Linked DNA regions of Homo sapiens: regions 1 and 3 are each linked to region 2. Evidence: chromatin loops called from intact Hi-C (ENCODE). Cell type or tissue: MCF 10A. All regions are shown on one strand.

What was found. Hi-C counts contacts between places; a loop is a spot of excess contacts. Peaks named below come from ENCODE experiments on the same cell type or tissue, not always from the same donor. Only the 100,000 strongest peaks of a DNase experiment are listed, where the experiment ranks them.
Region 1: it touches region 2 in a loop (6-fold over the local background); 3 of 110 quality-filtered maps call a loop at or near these places.
Region 3: a loop joins it to region 2, with 19 times the contacts of the local background. A loop is called at or near these places in 13 of 110 quality-filtered maps.

The regions. Positions count from the first base shown.
Region 1 is chr2:222,023,588-222,026,087 of GRCh38, reverse strand. No RefSeq gene overlaps it. Among named protein-coding and RNA genes, the nearest start is that of CCDC140, 270 kb to the left of the region's middle. RefSeq lists enhancers at 1-204, 205-1,191. In MCF 10A, a CTCF peak has its summit at 987; a DNase peak (open chromatin) is centred at 967.
Region 2 is chr2:222,316,764-222,319,263 of GRCh38, reverse strand. RNF228 (ring finger protein 228) reads left to right here. Exons shown (of 1, transcript NM_001395871.1): 1 at 1-2,500. The coding sequence ends at 236. CT75 (cancer/testis associated transcript 75) reads right to left here and starts at 793. Exons shown (of 4, transcript NR_136642.1): 1 at 1-793. RefSeq lists a silencer at 1-208 and enhancers at 679-728, 505-1,100. In MCF 10A, CTCF peaks have their summits at 28 (motif pointing left) and 1,146; DNase peaks (open chromatin) are centred at 863 and 1,113.
Region 3 is chr2:222,481,960-222,484,459 of GRCh38, reverse strand. The region is part of intron 2 of SGPP2 (sphingosine-1-phosphate phosphatase 2); the gene reads right to left. Among named protein-coding and RNA genes, the nearest start is that of SGPP2, 59 kb to the right of the region's middle. In MCF 10A, no CTCF peak of the experiment used is centred here; no DNase peak of the experiment used is centred here.

The DNA.
Region 1 (2,500 bases), 290 kb after region 2:
TGTGTGACAGCTCTGTTTCTGGGCATTTCTATGTAAATTGAGCCCTTGTACTGTAAATGGGCTCATTTAACATACAGCTGGGCAGCTCTCAGTTCAAAGGAACCCTGGAGCGAATCCTTTTGAAAGCAAGGGACCTTCTGTGACTTAGGTAATCACATTCTAATTTATATTTTCTCTTAATTTGGATTGTAACTTAAAGAGCTTCTTTATAAATCTTTACTTAATGTAAGTAAATAAATTAGTGCATATCCTATAATATTTTTTCCAGGGGCAAAATAATCAAATGTGTCATACTTGCAATATTTTAAGTCAATGATTTAATCATAGCCTTAGGAGAGTACAGATGTCATGGAAAGTTTCTGCTCATTAGCTCTTCTTACAAAGTGGGGATAGCCAGAGTCTAGTTTGTTCATCTGAGAATGTCGAGCTGGGCTGTTGCCCTGGGATGTCCTGAGTTTTTTCATGAAAAGCTACAGTTCTTCAAGTCTGGCTCATTGCATATGCCACAGACCTTGGGTCTTCAATGAGCCAAACTTTAAGAAAGAAGAAATTAGTTCAAATCATAACTAGATTCGGTTGCTTGCCTTAAACCGGTTTGACCTTGAGCGAGTCTCTTGAAACCACTGAGCTTCAATTTTCTCAGCTTCTCAGCTTGAAAATGGACTAAAATATTACATATGGTCTCTGAGAGAATGTGGAGAGACAATATTCATAACACACTTTATAAAGTGCAAGGTATAAAACGTATTAGTAATTGATAGAGGACAGGGGTTTTTGTTTTCTGTTTTCCTTTCATTTTGCTTTAAACTGTCCTCTGCTTTGTAAATAAGCTCTCTCCTGGAGTCCGCTAATTCTGATTGTTTTAACTGAACCTACTTGATTGTCTTTAAGATTTCCTGGAGATTAACAACCTTCCTTAGAAAAATGCGTCCCTTTGAAAGGACACAGGTTAGGAAGATTTCTAGAGAAGGGAAAGTTCGCCCTCTAGTGTGGCCCAGGAGAAACATAGTATAGGAATTTATAAAGTAGGTCAAAAATGTGCTTTCAAAAGAAGCTGCTATTACTTTATTATCTTCCTCACAAATTTTGGATGGAACCCCCCCATTTCTTCAGCAATTTAGCTTGACAACTAGATATTTACTCTATAGATCTTCAAAGGAAATGTTTACATCTTATAATACCGTATATTCCTCTGACCCTTTGAAAGCCATTGAAGACAAGTAAAATTTTCAGAGTTAGTTCCATTTATTCTTACCGGGTGGTATTTGTATAGTCATAGTTGTAATGTACATGCTCAGTAGAATCTTGCCTTTATTTATTTTGCTTGATTTAATTTCAAATTAAATGACCTCAATCAAGATTATAAACTAAGCAGCTGATGCTGTAAATTGTAGACTCTGCTCCTGGCAAGTAGAGAATGGGCAGAGAAATGAATACTGTCTAATAATTTCAAAATGATAGTAGGCATTTCATCACACCAGCAAACAATACACTAATACACAAGATTTTTTTTTTCTCATGGAATTACTGGTTGTTTATATTGTTTTAAATTGACAAGGGCACATCTTACCAAGCTTCGAGCTTTAAGCCAGCAATTTTTATTCTATTTTGGGACACCTTGATAAAGAAATGTAGCAAGTGTAACTTCCACAAGCCACTCAGTTATAGGTTCCAATAATTCACGATCTTTATTTTCCTATTATGTGATGTAACTCATATCTTGATTCTTATTTCTGCCTCTTAGCAAAAAACTTAACCAAGTTATTTTCAGGCCTACTGGTGTACTGGAGCCAGCTCGTGTCAGCATGCAAGAGCTAATTGTTAAATTTTCAGAGAATTTTCATGCCAGTTATTATTACTTTGTGAAATAATACATAATTCTCAGAGACATTTGGAAAATGTAGAAAAGTTTTAAAGAAAACAAAATTATTCACATCTCCACCACTCAGAGACAACTACAGTTAATATTTTATTGTGCATTTTCTCTATTTTTTGTGTACTATATATAGTTTTCTTTCGAAAATTTATTTCTTTTTCTATTTTGCAGTGAGCTTTTCTCTGTCATTAAATAGGCTTTCATAATGAGGGTTTTTTTTTTTAATTATTTCAACTTTTCTTTTAGATTCAGGAGGTACATGTGCAGGTTTGCTACATGGAAACATTGTGTGATGCTGAGGTTTGAGGTATGGATGAACCCATCACCCAGGCAGCAAGCACAGTAACTAATAAGAGTTTTTCAGCCCTTGTCCCACTCCCTTCTTCCCCTCTGGTGGTCTCCAGTACCCATTGTTCCCTCTTTATGCTGATGTATGCTCAATGTTTAGCTCCCATTTATAGGTAAGAACATGGCAGTATTTATTTTTCTGTTCCCGTGTTAATTCGCTTAGGATAATGAACCCCAGCTGCATCCACATTGCTGCAAAAGACATGATTTCATTCTTTTTCATGACTGCATAGTATCCTATGGTATTTATGTACCACATTTTCTTTATCTAATCCA
Region 2 (2,500 bases):
GGGCGCCCCCTGGCGAGGCACCGGCCACCGGGTCGCCCTCGCCCTCGCCCGTGGGGCCCATCTGCCTGTCGGTGGCCAGCATCCTGGCACTCTTCTCGGTCGTTGTCACCTGGGTCATCTGCTGGCTCAAGTATCGGCCCGAGGGTGCGGCCGCGGGCTCGACGGGGGGCAGCGGCGGCGGCGGCGGCCCGAGGGCACGGGCTGCGGCGGGCGGCGCGCGGAGGAGCGACACATAGCCGGGCCACGCCGCGGAACCGGCGCCTGCACCTCCAGCCCCGCGTGGCGGGAGAAGAGGGGGCCTCTGGCTCGGTGCGCTCGAGCTTCTGCACCCTCTCCCTGCTGCCCCCGGGCTCTCCTGGACTCACACTCTCTCCCAACTCGGCCACTGAGGAGCCTCGGTTTTCTGTCCCTCGGGCTTCTGTCGCCCCTCGCCCTTCGCGCTGGGCCAGAGAGGGAAACTGAACAGGAAGGGATGTTGGTGGGGGGGGGGGGTCTCTTTTGCCTGGACTGTGCAAAATTGACCTCCGCGTTATGCACCACCCTCGTCCTCGTCAGAATGTGCGGCCATCCCTCCCTAGAGCACAAAGATCTGCAGAGACGAAGCAAGGGGAGGGGGAGCCCCACCGCCCCGCCTGAAAGCTGGTTTTCTGGCCGCCAGGACTTGAGAGTTTCTTTAAAGGTGCAGCTGCGCGCGTGCACACGTGCATCTGTGGCGGCTGTGAATGGACTTGAATTGCCCGGAGGAAGAATGAATGGGATGTAAACGTGAGAGGAAAAGGATTTCCTGCTTCCTAGCGGTCCTGGAAAGGGAGAGATCCTGAGCGCTGAGAGTGACGGACACTCCCCGCCGGCACAGCGCGGGCGTGCCCGGAGCTCAGGCAGCAGCTGGGCGCGATGGGGCAGGTGCACGGCGCGCGTGCGCGATCGGAGCCGACTCGGAGTGGCCGAGGCTGCGGCGCGCCCAGGGCGGTGGGCCCTGTTGCCCATGGCCGGGTGTTGTCTGGAGCAGAGCCTAGAAGTCTCATCTCCTGGAAGCTTGTGGTTGTTTTATTCACGGTGTTACTGCCAGGAAGTCTTCTGTAACTAGACTCAGGGAGCTTAAAGAGCCTGTTCTCCCTTCTCTCAAAAGTGGCTTACGGTTGCCCCCACCTGGAAGATATTGAAAGCTATTCACACAGAATATAAACTAGATTTTCTCCTTCCCCTCGCCTTTTTTTCTTAATTTCATTTAACATATAATTTATTTTTGAATATATAAATCTGGAAATTTTTGTGCATTAAGATTTCCAGAAAATTGTTTGATAAGCAGTGACATTATTCCCATACCTCGAGTCCAAATACATTTCGAAATTAGGAGCAGAAAATAAAAGCCTGTTGGTAATTGATTCAATATTTTATACTGTGAAATAACTAATGACTTTTAATTATCTGATAAAATATAAACTAGTGCCCAAACATGAAATCAACTAACTGAAGGTCTTTCTGCCTTTGGCTACAAAAGATATATATCGTATACACTTATTAGAAAGTATTATATGATTTTGAATTTAGCTGTTTGATATTGTTGGAATTACTGAAATGTTCACATACAGTCACATGAGATGAAAAAGAATATATATCTATCTGATTTTGTAACTACAAAGATGAATTGCCAGTATATGTTGCAAGTGGGTTAGATGCCTTTTTTTTTAAGAAGGAAAACTGTTCCAAATGTATTTTATATGAAAACATTCTTTATTCCATCTTTTGAAATTTGGAATAAGACAAAGTTTTCATGCTTAAAAATCACAGAATCTACTGAAGGTATGCTATTATTCCTCGAGTATTTATGCAAGCTGTCTGCATGATATCCTGACACTATTCTATTAATTGAACTTGAATCGAGCATTTGTATCTATCATAGGAGTGAAGTAATTTATTGGCCATTGATAAGTGGTTTGGCTGCAATGTAGAAACTACAGTATGAAGTGTTTTATGTCTGCATTGTCTTAATAATAAAAACAAGAGGTATTTATAGAAATATCTATTTTCATGACATTAATTTCATGGTAAAATTGCTCCATTATTTGTGTGGCACTTCTCTTCCTTAAATACATGTCCCCTTCTAAATCCAAATTTCACATTTTTAAATGGGGCTGAGAGAGAAATAACTCACACATGGAAATGTGCGTTGCTAAGATGGGCATTTAGTGGGATTATTTCTAGGAATAATGACCCTGGAAGGCCCAGTGAGATCTGTTGTATTCTGAAGAGAGAAGTAACTTACATATTTACTACCACAATGTCCACTAAAACTAAACTCTGTTGTCAGACTTTGTTCTTGCCTTCTATGAAATGTTTTTAGGTTTCTATTACTAAAAGTCACTTTTCAGAACTTAGTTTTAATTTATTTATACCCCCATGTCTTGTGTTTTACTTCTATATCCATTTTTACCTCTTATTCATTCTTTATTTACCTCCATTACTAAGATTCTGTTTGCACTAAAAACTGTTGAGTTGC
Region 3 (2,500 bases), 170 kb before region 2:
TGATGATCCAAACAATTTTCTACCTGACAAAGCTTTAAAGCCATTACCCATCCATCCACACGATACAGTAAATGAAGCATCAGAAATGATCCTGGGGGTGAGGGGAACAACGGGCTCTATCTGGGACAGCTACAATTCTACTCCACCAACAGCATTGCAGTCTTAGCAGCTGTGGGGAAGGGGCAGCAGGAAGGAAGGAGAGAGGGACGGAAGAATGTGAGCACGTTTTCCAGTCATCATCATAAAAAAAGAGAATCATTTTTCTGGTAAAGATGGTTGATAATTAGAGAGATCTAAACTTATTTGTTCACCACAAGTCCAGTTTTAAGAGCTTTCTTTTTTTTAAACCTACACTAAAACCAAACCTTTTCCTTATTGTGTTTCAAAACCAAACCAATGCAGTTTTTATAATAAACCCCCTAGAGACATTTACTTAATATTTAACTAAGGCTAAATTACAGATTCCACTTCAGAGGGACTAGGCAGAATCTCTGACGCCTAATTCTATTCCGTTCAATGCAAGTTAGTGAGGGTGACAATCTGGCCATTGTTGAATACTTTTAAAGACTCATTAATCTCAAGCAAGAACCAACTTAACAAGCAGGGCAATCTTTTGAAGTGTAGGGGTAGTGGTTTAAACAGAGGATTAAGAGATAATCACATTTAAAGTCATCTTTTGGCACTAAGACTGACCCCAGTCTAAGGATTGTGAATTACAGGGATGGGACAGGCTTTTTCCCTCTTGTCTTTAACCAGGTGACAGACTCCCTTATGAGACAGCCAGATGGCAGCCTGCCCACATCCCAAAACACACTAGTCTGTTTTGACACATTATCACAAAACGTTTACCTCTTAACCAATTTATGACTGTTGCATAAAATAATACCCTAAACTCTACAGCAGTTAAACACTATCTAAATAGTATGTCCAATTTAAATGTAAATTTTCAGTGTAGTTTTTACTGTAAGTATCAGCTAGCTAGCTGCTGATAATCAGAATGTGAAAGATACTGAAAAACCACCATTTTAAACTTGAGCTCTTTAACATAATTTGTCTTAGAAGGATAGGAACAGAAGAACCTGCTAAAAGGAATCTTCCACTTTTAAGGCTTCCTTATCACCAGGACTTTGGCTCTACAGAAAAAAAAAAAAATGAAATTTATATTTGCCACGCAATTACGCATTTTCCTTTAAAGCATTCCTTCAGTCATGTTGAATACAAAACAGCAGACAAGCTAACAATTATTTAGCAATGGAGTTGATATGCATTTCAAGTGTACTGTCTCATACTGAGGTGATTCAAAACACAAGACAAAATAAGTAAAGCCATATTAGCATTCAGTCTGCACAAGCGATGAAATACCTTCTATTCTATTTTTTTAATGTTGTCCCGCCCAACTTTCCTTCTTTTCCTTTTTCCTCTATACCATGGATCAATCTGTTTTAAGTGTCACATAACAAACATATAATGAAGAGTCATGACATCACAAGCCTCCAAAGATCCTCTAGCTGGGTCCTTTCACTCTGAAGCTAGGAAATCTGCAGGGCAGAATCTCCAAGTTCCTTGAAGAAGGTTTCACTGCTAAGATTGCAGTCCAGGTCTCCTGATGTTCCAGAACCTGGCCCATGGCTCTGTGGCCCTAGTTAGTTGTCCATCCTTACCCAATACAGCTGTTTGGACCAAGTACAGCCAATCTATGCATTGGCCAGAGATGGATGGAGTTTTGCTACCAGACTACACCAGGGGCTGTGTCTGGCTGTCTTGAAAATCTGAACTGAAAGACAGTTGAGGGGTGACCCATGCCTATAATCCCAGCACTTTGAGATGCCAAGGTGGAAGGATTGCTTGAGGTCAAGAGTTCGAGACCAGTCTGGCCAACATAGTGAGACCCCCAACTAAGCCAGGTGTGATGCTACATGCCTGTAGTTCCAGCTACTTGGGAGGCTGAGGTGGTAGGATCACTTGAGTCAAGGAATTCGAAGCTGCAGTGAGCTATGATTGTGCCACTATACTCAAGCCTGGGTACCACAGCAAGACCCTGTCTCCAATCAATCAATCAATTAATCAAATAAAAGACAGTTGAGAAAGTAACCAGCCAACAGAAGGAGATAAAGAAGAAGATATCAGGAAAATCACAATTGAATTATAGCAGACAGCCAAACTGTTCACTAGCATTTGTTCCTGTGAGCTTCTGGTTCTTAGATTTTCCATCACTTTACAGCAAATTCCTACTTTCCTGAGTTAGCTTGAGTGGGTCTCTGTTTCTGAAAGCTAAGAAACACTACCTATATTACATCAGCCTGGTGCTCCTTTCATGGTATTATAGGACCAGAAACTTCTGACCAAACCTCAAAGCTGCTGGTGAAGTAGAAGCAGCCCCACCCTCTTCTCACACAGGTACTCCTTGCTTCCAATCTGGGAGATGATCAAAAGCCAATAATTATTAGAAGAGAGATTAACCCTGTCTGGAAACTCTCAGGGACAACCAGAGCTTCAGCAT